Regions from separate parts of the Homo sapiens genome. Here region 1 is linked to region 2. A link is a contact called in ENCODE Hi-C or POLR2A ChIA-PET data. All regions are on one chromosome and are shown on one strand. The core of a region is the stretch at or near the end of the contact, and the rest is flanking DNA. Distances in the headings are between cores, read along the strand shown. Region 1 overlaps EPS8 (EGFR pathway substrate 8, signaling adaptor). Region 2 overlaps PTPRO (protein tyrosine phosphatase receptor type O).

Region 1 (6,833 bases), core at 2,554-5,053, 130 kb after region 2:
CTCAATATCTGTAAGTATGGATATCACTTTACTTTTAAAACTTTTCAATCTCTGATATGGTTTGGCTATGTCCCCACCGGAATCTCATCTTGAATTATAGCTCCCATAATTCCCATATGTCATGGGAGGGACCTGGTGGGAGATAACTGAATCACAAGGCAGTGTCCTCCATACTGTTTTCATGGTAGTGAATAAATCTCAAGAGATCTGACAGTTTTATAAGGGGTTTTTCCTTTCACTTGGCTCTCATTCTCTCGTACCTGCCACCATGTAAGACATGCCTTTCACCTTCTGCCATGATTGTGAGGCCTCCCCAGCCAAATGGAACTGTGAGTCCATTAAACCTCTTTTTCTTTATAAATTACCCAGTCTTGGGTATGTCTTTATCAGCAGTGTAAAAACAGACTAATAAGATCTCCGAAGTTCTTTTCTCCAAAACTTAAAATAGCATACAATGCATGAAAATAATAAGTCTTCAGTTCACTTTGTCATTTTGAATTATGTCACAATGAAAAAAATTCAACATCCACAGATCACTCACTCCTAGGTATCTTGTTAGGAAAAAAAAAAATCCACTTTCTTTTTCAAGGTAAATGTCATTCTGCATTCCAATAGGATACCACCAGTCCACAGATCTGTGTCAATAAATCAGGATAAGCCAGCAAATCTGATACTTACCTGCTAGATAACTGAAGCAATTTCTACTCGTTTATGGGGACTGTCTGGAATTTTAGCAGCAATGTGCTTTATCTCATACCACTAACTGTGTATCACCTGAAATCACCCTCAAGAGATCTCCGGAAAAGTCATGTAGCTGGTTGCAGTGGCTCACACCTGTAATCCCAGCTACTTGGGAGGCCGAGGCAGGAGGATCACTTGAGCAGAAGAATTGAACAGGAATTCAAATCCAGCCTGGGCAATATAGTGATACCCTGTCTCAAAAAAAAAAGGAAAAAAACTAAAAAAAAAAAAAAAATCTGCATGGGTGTGCACATACATTTTGTAGTTTACACGGCACTTCATTTACATTGTCCTGCCTAATTCTCATACCTTTGTTACCTTATGAAAAATTCTAAAATACGGTGACACAATGGGTCTTCATCATATGGTGATTCACTCACCACCACAGTATCAACCTTGGACATTAGACCTGTAAAGATCTCATTATCTCATTAAAAGAATCCTGACTCATCATCATCAAATAACAGAGAAATGAACAAAAAGATGGAAAAATATGAATTTTAAAAATTTACAAGCTCTGTCAACATACAAGTTTTATTATATATTTATCAGATGTGTGTCTTAAGCATTTGTTGAAATTTGTCTCACATCAGTAGGCTGCTTGATTGGTTCAAAAATAAGATGCAGAATTTGGCCTTTAGGTTTCTCTGTTTTACAAATACAGGTATAGATACACATATTAAAAGTGTACACATAGCACATGCATACACTGAACAGCATAAACACTGAACAAAACATAAATCTAATAAAAAATCATACTTAAATATAAGATCAGAAGACTTTAATATGATGGCTAGTTATCAGTCACTCATGAAAATTGAATAGACAGAAAGATTTAAGGAAGCAAAATGCCACTTCTCCTCCAGAAAGCCTTTGTGGGGAGCTGATATCTGAGGACTATTTCACAAGAGAAATTAAAGAGCTGACAAAGCAAGAAGGATTGGGTGCCTTTTTTTTCAGATGAAGGACATGTTGAGGAACAAAGATTACAAGCAGGAAAGCAGCAAGAAACAAAAGGGATAATTACACTGTCAAGAGTGACAGAGTGATGGGATTTACGGAGGGGGCTGGAAATCTCAGACTCATCTGTGGGATATAAAATTCAGTCTCTGTGGTTGGCAAGGAAGAAAATCTTAAAAACAAATCCCTGAAGAGGAAAGCACTGGCTCAGAAGAGTTCAAATATCTGCCAAAGTCCAAGTAGAAGGACCAGAACAAAAGCTCTGTAGTGATACATGCCAGGTAGTTATAAAAAATGGTCAAGGGAGGGGGTCAGATTTTGTGAAAAAGCCTGATGTCTGTGTGGTGACAGCAAAAAATGAAGATACACACTTACATACATACACATGGAATGCTTTCTTGCCAGAGATATTAGTGATATAGTGGGCACTCCTTAAAATAGTGAGACAGCAAAAAGAGGCAAATTTTGAAATGACAATCTGTAGCTTTATTTTTCTTAACTTGGTCTGAGCTGGTAATTAGTTAATCTGTTCCTGCTTTGCCTCCTGAAAGAATGAATAAAGATTTACCGAGTGCCTACTATGTAGTGTGTACTATATTAGGGATAAATGAAATCATATAGTCATCCTTGAAGCAGAAATGATTACTCCACTTTCATTAGTGATGTAGAAGGAAGAGAGAGGAAAATTTAATTCAGGCTAATTAAATAGAAAGCTATTTTCATTACTGAAAGTTATGAGTTGGAAAAGACACAGCATAACCAGAACTGTACTAATTTAAACATATGACAACTTAGATTTCAATTGTTAAACAGTTAAGAATGACTACAGTTCAGTGAGTGGTATTTTTTCAAGGTCTGAAACTCACTAGCTCTCTGAAACCATCATTCCACTCAGGAAATTTTATGAATTTGTTTAGTTAAATCTAAGTTAAGTACAAGTGACTACGTTTTTACTGTTTAAATTTTTTACAAAGCCTGGGCACCTGGGGTTCTGATTACTTCCCTCGTGGATTTAATATCTACCTTTATACGTAGGACTTTACACAACTGGGTTTGCTTTAGAAGCAACGATTCGAAGTAGATTAACTCTCACTATATCCCCAAGTAGATCTGACCATTTGGCATATAGTATATATTTCTAAATCAACAACTCATTTTATCATCCCAAATTCATTGTTTTACTTGTGTCCATCACTCCTCATTCTTGTGTTTTATTTTAAACATAATTGAAACACTTTAATATTTCCTTTAATGTTGGTAGATACTAATAAATTTAACTTAAGACAACTGACCCATTGCTACAACTTTTGTAAATACAGTAAAGCAAGGTATTTAAAATTCTGACTCATTAAAATAAAGAATAAGGCTGGGCACAGTGGCTCACGCCTGTAATTCCAGCACCTTGGGAGGCCGAGGTGGGCGGATCACGAGGTCAGGAGTTCGAGACCAGCCTGACCAACACGGTGAAACCCCGTCTCTACTAAAAATACAAAAATTAGCCGGGCGTGGTGGCGCGTGCCTGTAATCCCAGCTACTCAGGAGGCTGAGGCAGGAGAATCACTCGAACCTGGGAGGTGGAGGTTGCAGTGAGCCAAGGTTGTGCCACTGCACTCCAGCCTGGGCGACAGAGCGAGACTCCATCCCCAAAAAAAATAAAATAAAATAAATAAGTCTAGTTTCCTTTACTAAGATGCTTTTATCAAGATGGTTCTCCCATAATGCTTTAATAAATGATGAAAAACTTATAACTGCAGCATAGAATAATTCCCTACCAGGTCTGACTGCAATGGAAAGATTTAAAGCCCTGTGAAATGAGTAAGCCCCTGCTACTTAGCACTGAAAGGGAATAATCAACAGATTAAAAAGCATTGATGTAGCTAATTCTACTAAATCATTAGTTTTGCATTCTACCTACTAGCTTTTTAGTGATGGAACTTTAACTGTTACCAAAAGCGTAGTCGACTGGTATTATAGAAAGAAAACACAAGTGACCTAATCCAGAAGAATCATGCCAACCATAAAACTCAGCAGATTATTCATCACCATGGCAATAAAAGCAGGCACGGAAGCCAATTCATAGATTCCATTTTCAAACCAGGGGGGGTGCCTTGTGGGTGTATGTGTGTATATAACTTATCCAGTGTCCTTGCCATGCTAATAACAATCCAAGATGAAGCTTAAAGAAACTACAGCAGTGGCCCTTTTAAGAACACTGGATCCCGACTCATGGAAGGGTCATCTGTTCCTCACTACAAAGAACCTTAGAGAATGTTACACAAACACAGCAACAATAATAAGGAACACTCTCCCGGGTGCTGAGTCATTAATAGAATTTGAAGAGTCAGGCATTGCTCCTAATACCACCATATTTATGTGAGGATAGCATATATCTTTTACATGAAAATACAAGGCCTAAAATCACAGATTTTACTATTTACATTTCAGTGAAATATTTATGCTTTGTGACTTACTTGAACACAAAACAACACTCCATTCCTGAGACTTTCAATAAGTTTAAACTGAAAATGTTTGTTGCAGAGATGCTATTTCTAGAAATATTTAAAGCACAATATATGTTAATATCAAACTTTGGTAGCAAAATATTCAAGCCAATAAAAATGGGCTAAAGGACACTGTTAAGAAAATGAAAAGACAAGCCACAGACTAGCAGAAAATATTTGTAAATCCATCTTTTTTAAAAACATTTCTTGTAAGGCACTGTGCTGGCAGCAAATTCCCAGTTCTTTTGTCTGAGAAAGTCTTTACTCCTCCTTCACTTTTGAAGGATAATTTTACTGGATACTGAATTCTAAGTGATTTTTGTTTCTGTTTTCCAATACTTTACATACTTCATTCTACTCTCTTCTTGCTTACATAGTTTTTGAAGAGATGTCCGATGTAATTCTTACCCTTAATCCCCTAAAGGTAAGGTGAAGTCACCCCCCGACCTGTCAAAATCTTCCCATTGTCTTTGAATTTCTGCAATTTGAATAAGATATGCCTGTCTGTAGATTTTTTGGTGTTTGTCCTGAGCTTGGCGTCTCTCATTAATTTTGAGCTTCCAACATTTGTGGTTTGATGTCTGTCATTAATTTTGGAAAATTCTCAGTCATTATTATTTCAAATATTTCTTTTGATCCTTTCTCTCTTTCTTCTCCTCATGGCATTCCCATTCTGCATATGTTACACCTTTTGTAATTGTCTCACAATTCTTAAATATTCTGTTTCAGTTTTTTCCTTCTTCTTATGGCTTCGGTTAGGGAAGTTTCTATTGCCCTACCTCCAAGCTCACCGATTCTTTCATTAGCCCTCTCCAATCTACTGATGGCATCAAAGGAATCAAAGGCATTCTGCATTTCTGTTAGTTTTTAATTTCTTTAGTTGTGTCCCACAAATTTTGATATATTCTGTTCTCATTTTCATTTAGTCAGTGTATTTTTTATCTCCCTTGAAATTTTCTCTTTATCCTATGGATTATTTAGAAGTGTGTTGTGTTATCTTCTCAATGTTGGAGATTTACTTATCTTTCTGTTATTGATTTCTAGTTTGACTCCACTGTGTTCACAGAATGCGTGTATGATTTCAATCTGTCTAAATATGTTGAGGTACTTTTTATAAGCAGGAATACAGTTTATTTTGATATGTACAGTGCCTTCATTAATGTTTACATAGGTATGATTAACTCTCAAGGTCTGTACCTCCCCACACACCTCTTGAATAGTATCTCTCGATTAATCCTGTTTAAATACATTTTGATTTAACTATTCACAATACACTTCTAGGGATCAAGAACCTAAAATGGCTCCGTACTGGCTATCACAACACTGTAAATTCACCTGTGTAGCTTCTGAAGTCCATCGTCACCTGGAACCCTCTCCATTATATCAACTCCCATCTCTATAACTTTGGGGCATCTCAACTTTTCCTTAGTTTTGATAACCATATTGATAATTACAGTTATTTGATAAACACTTTTGTAATACACACACACACACAGAGTCATTTACCCATTCAGCTAACTTATGAAATAGGTATGATAATCATGATTTTACAACAGAAGAAATAAAAGCTCAGAGTTTGGTACTTGCCCAAGACCACATAAGTTAAGTGGCAGAGCCAGGTTTCAAATTCAGATCTTGATTACTCTAAAACTTCTGCTGTCCATCACTGGAAGAATAAAAGCATGACTTTTTTTTTAGCACTTGATTCCATCCAGTTTAATTTAACCTATATTGGGGAGTATAAACTGTAAGCATGGAGCTAGGTACTTGAAGACAATTCTGAAAAATAAAGATTCAACAAGATACACTAGAACTAGACTATAATTGTCTGCAGGCAGCTTAAAAACGATGGGACTTTAAGATAGATAATTCTAGTTTGTAAATAAAACTATGAACTCTTTGAGGGCAGGGGCCTTCTCTTTACCCTGGCATATGACTACTCAATCTTCTCTGTATTTGCTTCCTGTTTTCCTTTTAAGAGAATTACGAACCTATTAGGACCACTATACATTGTTATCAGTATCGACTAGTTTCTAACCGCTGCTCATCTATACTTCCTTTCTTGTTGGTTCCTTAAGAGAGTCTCCCATAATAACTATGTCCTCAAATTATAATATAGCCCTTCTTTTCCTTCACTCCCCTCAGAAAATAATTGCATCTCCCATATAACTAAAAAAAAAAGAGATACAAATGGCATGCCCTCCTTTACATATAAATAAGAATATCTACAATAGCACACAAGGTCTATTAGATGTTAAATACTGCTTTAAAAATAGATTCACAGATGACATTTCAAATATCCCATTTACTTATTTCAGAAATGCCTCTTGTGCAAAAAGTTCAGTCAAAAATATATATCATAGTACCTTAAAGGCATATCTATATATGACATAGAAATTCATCTTTTTTAGATAGAATAATTAAAATGTCATGGGCAACTGCTATCCAGGTTTTTAGCTAGCTTAACCAAATCCTCTAAACAGAATTCCTGTAGCCTTGGAAATGTTTATTCTCTTTTCAAAGTATTTTGAAGACAAATTCAGAATATAAAACTTTAATAAGCCTTCCACCATTAAAAATATTTAATTGACTTTTTTTTTTTTAGATGGAGTCTCACTGTGTTGCCCAGGC
Region 2 (6,305 bases), core at 3,799-6,298:
GTATTGTATACTTGAAATTTGCTAGGAAAGTAGATCTTAAGTGTTCTCACCACACACACACACACACAAATATATATACATACATATATATGTATATATACACACACATATATATAAACATATATATAATCTGGGGTGATGAATGTGTTAACTAGCTTGATTGTGGTAATCATTTCATAACATATATGTATATCAAGTCATCACATTGTACACCTTAAATATATACAATTTTTATTATACTGCAATAAAGTTAGGGGAAAAAAATTCCACTGTTTTTTTAAAAAAGCCATGATGTTCTAAGCTCTGTTATTAATCAAAATACTTGTACAGTTGATTCTCTTGGATTTTCTAGTTATAAAACTGTGTCTCTGTAAATAATGAAAATGGTTTCCTTTAACACCAGATCTTGATCATTAAAATTGTCATAGTATAAAATATTATATCTTTGCACATGTCTGCTCTGAAACCTGTTTTTGTCTTTTGTTCCAGGAGCAGTACATTTTTATCCATCAGTGTGTGCAACTGATGTGGATGAAGAAGAAGCAGCAGTTCTGCATCAGTGATGTCATATACGAGAATGTTAGCAAGTCCTAGTTCAGAATCCGGAGCAGTAAGTGGAGAAGAGCTCTCCACGAGTGCTCAGTCTTAGAACTATTAGAGGGGGATGTGATGGATGGGACAAAAGACAGCAGTAGCCATTTGTATTGACTCTGACTTCACATGAGTATTTCTTCCCAGCTCCTGGCCTCACATGGGTGGTCACAGGGAGAAACAAGTACTGTAGCAGATCTTTGAGTTTCAATGCACCTTGGTTGGTGTTGGCAACAAACAGGAGCTTCTGCACATCATGATGACTTTACCTCCATTCCCTCTACCCAGAACCCTAAATTATTCTGTTATTGGATCTGTGCCTGTAATATCAGGATACTACCATCCAAATCTATCTAGATATCTTGTGCAAATATTTTATTGATTACAAGGGCTGTATACGGGGTTACAAAAAGACATGAGCTGGATTGGACACTCCTAAAACCAAAAACAACAGTGACAATAGAGTCTCAGGATAGCAGAGTCTGAAAATACCTTGGTCTCCCCCATTATGTGAGCCCTTACTTGAGAGCTTCATGAAGACACTTGTAACATATTCAACGTCCTGTACTCCAGTTTTGACTACGAGATCAGATTTTGGAGGTGTAAGTAAACTTGGCTGAGGTAACAGTAATCTGCCCATTTAGTTCAGTAAACAGACTGTAGAGTGTCTGACTATACTGGGGGAAGAGGAGCCAATGACAGGGTAGGGAGATGACAGTGGTGCATGATGGGAGAATCATGAAAGTCTGGGAAGCATATGGACCAGTGGGAAGGATAGGATTAGCACTGCACCTCTACATCCATCAAGAGAGACAGAGCGCACAATGGAGCAGGAAGGATAAAAAATAAAGAAAGACAGAGAGAAACAAATTTGCTGGGAGAGGGAAAGACATTCAGACCCACAGAAAGGAGGCAGCACACAGAGAAAGATGCACAGATCAACCCACATCTGCATGGGTTGTGAGACTGAGCATAGTGAGAGCAGTGGTGGAGCAATAGAAGATTGCTGTGACACCAGGCTGCTTACTGTCTTTCTTTGTCTCATTCACAGGAGAGGACATGATGTGCGCCCATCCTCCCTTGCTTCCAGATTGTTTTAGTGGGCCCTGATGGTCATTTTTCTAAACAGAGGCCCTGCTTTGTAATATGTGGCCAAGGAGATAATTTATCTCACAGAAGCACCGGGAAGACTTAGCCTTAAAGAGCCTACAGTGTCCTTTTGGACTCTTTCACTTCGGGACATTTAATAATGGACCAAATTCAACAGAACACCAGGAAGGTCAAGACGCTCTCCAAAGGGCAGGAAGTACAGCACTTCCGAAGAGTTTAGTTGGCCCTTTGCTGGTTGGGCTGAGTTTTTTATTTTTAAGTGTTTGTTTTTCAGTGCAATAATTTTTGTGTGTGTGTGATTCTTATCAGAAAGTTGAATTGTTTTCTGCCTACACCGTTCATCAGCCCCATAACCCAGGAAGGAACAGGCATTGTTAGCATCAGATTATACCTCATTATTAAAAGGAGGCATGGCCACACATGAAGAAATGGTCATTCTACTTCAAAGAAATTGAGCCAGCACTATCTGTACTCCAACATTACCGGATCTGGATTGGGGAGGTTGGTCAGGGAAGAGAGGGGTTCTACCCACAGATCAACTGTGTAATCTTTTACTATTCAAGCTATAATTCAGCTTCAAAGTAGAGTAGAAAAAAAATTGTCTTAACTGTTCTAGTTCTTGATGGTTTTCTTCCTTATTAACAGTTGGTGTTTCTTCCTTGGCCCTTTTGGACTAATGTTACTGTCCAAGTTCTTTCTCAAGAAACCACATCTGGTTCAGAAGAGTGTCAAGTTGGACTCTTTGAACTCTGTTGCTGTCTGAGCAATCGTGGTGCCTAGACTTTGCATTCCTTGTTCTGTTGACCTGCATACATGTGAGAGCTATTTCTTTAAGAACTATATAGGCTGTGAAAACGCACTTTCTTTCCCCCAAAGAGCTGGGAATTTATGAAGTTATGGCAATGAACTGCAGCATGCTGGGACAATTATTTGACTACTTTTTTTTGTAATATTGTCAAATGTCTCTATGGATTCTGACAGAGATTTCTTTTTGTTTTGTTATTCTTTTGGTTGTCAGTTTCATTTTAACGAGTGTAACTAGTAACATTTTATTCTTTGGATTTTGTATAATTACAGTACATGATTGTGTATTGTGACATGAATGCTGTCAAAATGACATTGATGGCATTGTGAAGCCTGTTACTTTGTGTCACTTCCTGATAAATAAGAGGTGATGACATGGATATACAACAGAAAACACTTTGAGTTGAAAGTAAACACAAGCTGGCTGCTTCCCTGTGGCAACTGTGGCTATTGTGAGCCTCCGTGTGTGTGCTTCCAGGAGGCTTTGCTCCTCTTCATGCACCCGACACTGCCCCTTCCCTGGCTTCCCTCCATCCCTGATCATCTTCATGAAGCCACAGATATAAGATCAGCTTAATATTTTATCAGTGACCTTAGTGTTGGTGAAGGATGCCAAATGAACAGCTCTGCACCCCACCGTCTCTTGTCACTGAAAAGGCTTGGCCATGGCAGACCTTGGCAGAGTTTCTTGCAAGATCTGGCCAGTGAGTCTCAGTTTCACCTTGCAGGGTGAATGGCAGAGGATGCCCATACCCTGCAGGTTAACAGCTTGGGCTCCTCAGGGGTTGTCAGTTCCTACTCACCTCCCTGCTACCACCTCCTCCTCTTCTTCTCACCCCCGACTCCTTTATTTCCCTTTTTGGACATTTTAATAATGTGTCGCACCATTCTCAGGAACAAACATGGTTAATGAAAGGTGGCAAAGGGATGTGTGACATTCTTAGATTTTCACACATGGGCAGTCAGGAGTGAAATGTGCAACCTTGGAAGAGCTGATACAATGTATGGTAAGCTGAAGTACGTTTCCAACACTGCTGCTCAGAGCATACAGAAGTTTTGCATCCTGGAACATTGCTTCCCATGAAACAAAGCACTTCATAAATATTTTATGTTTTTCTTGAGCACCCTTTCAAGGTAGGGATCAAATAGTGCCAGATCAATTTTCCCAAAAGGAAAGAGGAAGTATCCAGAGTTTAGACTGAAGGCTTAGAGTCAAAACTACAGGAAGGTCACACTGTTCTCTGGAACACTGTTGCTCTTCAGTTTGTAGAGTTTATGATGGAAAAGGCATCAGTCTGTCAAAAGACTTGTTTAATCCTGATAATGACTTTGGAATTATCTCTCCTGGGTCTCAGTTAATAAACTGAAGAATGACCTAATCATAACTCCATATCTTGCAACAGGTATAAGAAGTATCAGATACGATAATTGACCCAAAGGTGCTTTGTGTCTTGTTCTCTCATGTATGTTCCGTAAGGCTACTCTAACCAGTTCTGTTTCCACACCAGGACCCAACTTTAAGCATTCAGAAGGGAGGCTTCCAGAGCCTCTGTATTATTAACTAGGGTTTTTAAAATTCATTTGAGTAATGCTTTGTTCTAAAAGAACACAGGGGCCTTAGTGCATGTGTTCATAATAGCCTGTATGGCACACAAAAAGATCTAAAAACTTGAGCGTTACAAAACATTTCATTTTGAGTGCTATTTTTTTTTTCTTTTTTTTTTTGAGACAGATCCTCTCTCTGTTGCCCAGGCTGGGGTGTATTGATGCAATGGCGTGACCTTGGCTCACTGCAACCTCCACCTCCCAGGTTTAAGCGATTCTCCTGCCTCAGCCTCCTGAGTAGCTGGGATTACAGGTGCGTGCCACCACGCCCAGCGAATTTTTTGTATTTTTAGTAGAAACAGGGTTTCACCATGTTGGCCTGGCTGGTCTCAAACTCCTGACCTCAGGTGACCCCCCCACCTCAGCCTCCCAAAGTGCTGGAATTACAGGTGTGAGCCACCACACCAGGCCTTGAGGGCTATTGAGATCAAATTCCTTGGCTGCAAAAGATAATTTATGAAGTTAATTGAGAAACTACCATTAGGATCTAATTAATAAATGTAATAGTTGACAGCAGTATATCCATTACTTCATATGATGATTTCGTTTAACTTGAAAAAAGTGATGGATGACAGCATTTTTTGGAAAAGCATTTTAATTCGGGGTCTACAATTTCCCACTGTAAAGACAACATTGCCTCCAAAATGTAAAACTAGAAAAGTTACTACTTTTTTTTAATGTCAGATTTTATAATGTCTCTCCTTTCCTAAAAGCTGTTCCTACTCCCAAAAAGGTGACACAGCTCTCAAATGAGGCTGTGGTGTCAACAGGCAAAGCAGGATCAGATGCTTTGGATTTGAATTTTCTGCAGGCTACTTGATAGCTGCTTGCTAGAGGATTGGCCCTTAGCCAAGGAGTTAAAGTTACTGAGTCCAACCTCTAAGAGCCAAAATTCTCCCTGCTTTCTAGCAAGGAGGCCTTCCTTTACACCTCAGGAAATGTCTGATGTAATGTGCTTCAAATAGCTGGCTCGCTTCCTAGCTCACAGATCTCTAGTCTGGTACTTGGCACAGCGATGAAGTCTGAGAGTCATGCCCATCGCTGATTATAACATTCACTTTGGCCAAAGGGGTTATAAAGCAACAAAATATAACATGCAAAACCTGCAGACTTCCACCCCTGACTTTTAATAGCCTCATTTGGAACCATTTGAAGGAAATTTCAGCTGTGACATCTCTGACCCCTGGCCTTCCAGAACAGTAAGATTTTTTGCTTTTAGTTTTATCTGGTGATTATCACAAGGCCTTTTCCTGGTGGGTCACTGGATTAAAGATGAAGTATAAGGTTTAACTCTGGGAGTTGCATTACAGGAGGGTCATGAACAGACTGAAGGCTGTCCAGACATTGTCACTAGAACCACCGGAAATGTGGAGAAATAACAGGTTATGATAACAAAACCTGGGAAAACTGGGGCTATTAAATCTGGAGTAAAGGAAGTCATTTATTGAATCACTCAGTCAACAAATGTGTGTTTATCTAATCATATTGTAGGAATCACTCAATCAATCCATCTAAGGTTTCTTGACCACTTGCAATATGCTAGGCCCTATGGTAAGCACAAATATGAAGGCTTTTAAAAATAGGCTATATAATCAGTTTTAATACTGTTGTTGGAATGTTCAAGAAAGCCTTAGCCAAGTCTTTTTCAACATTTTTATTTATATCTTCCAAAACTTCGTCAACATATCTTCTGGACATACTCACCAGCCATCATATTTAATGATGTTCAATATTTTCCTCAATGGCTTATATAACAGAAACAACAAATGTTCATTGTTTTTTTACTCATAAACCACTAGAAAGCCTGACATGATCGCTCTTGCTTGATGAGAGTCACCAAACTAGTCCTGCCCTCCTGCTCATAACAAGAGTCTCCTCCACCGTGTTCCTGGTGGATGGCTAATTCTTTTCTACAGAACACTTTTAGAGGGAGGAATTGCTTCTAAGGTAGCAAAGCATTTTTTCTTTTGTTTACACATCCAAGGACCTTACTAATATTAAGAATGTATGAGTCTGTGCCCCTCATGGGCATAGGCTTGAAGCCCAAATCTACTTCCCCATCTTGGAAAAAAAAAAAAAAGATCAGGTTCTGTGGCTGCTTTGAATACCGGACTGGCTTCTCACTTGGCAGCAAAGGAGATGGCACCTGACTCAGGGAGCAATGGGGGTTTCTTTCTAATGTGCTAATCCCTTTA

What was found. Hi-C counts contacts between places; a loop is a spot of excess contacts on that map. ChIA-PET counts read pairs that join two places held with the same protein, here RNA polymerase II (POLR2A). Pooled maps may share reads with other maps.
Region 1: a loop to region 2 is called in a pooled map, with 4 times the contacts of the local background. The contact joins two enhancer-like sites. A Hi-C loop is called at or near these places in 2 of 168 maps with a recorded cell type or tissue (Caco-2 and HepG2) and 4 of 50 pooled maps. POLR2A ChIA-PET finds 5 or more read pairs at or near these places in 1 of 52 experiments (activated naive CD4-positive, alpha-beta T cell).

The regions. Positions count from the first base shown.
Region 1 is chr12:15,724,513-15,731,345 of GRCh38, forward strand. The region is part of intron 1 of EPS8 (EGFR pathway substrate 8, signaling adaptor); the gene reads right to left. Among named protein-coding and RNA genes, the nearest start is that of EPS8, 61 kb to the right of the region's middle. Within about 2 kb of position 3,804, at least 5 of the 41 ENCODE cell types and tissues checked have a DNase peak (open chromatin) inside an H3K27ac peak, as active enhancers do.
Region 2 is chr12:15,594,448-15,600,752 of GRCh38, forward strand. PTPRO (protein tyrosine phosphatase receptor type O) reads left to right here. Exons shown (of 27, transcript NM_030667.3): 26 at 490-610; 27 at 1,643-3,884. The coding sequence ends at 594. Among named protein-coding and RNA genes, the nearest start is that of EPS8, 190 kb to the right of the region's middle. Within about 2 kb of position 5,049, at least 10 of the 41 ENCODE cell types and tissues checked have a DNase peak (open chromatin) inside an H3K27ac peak, as active enhancers do.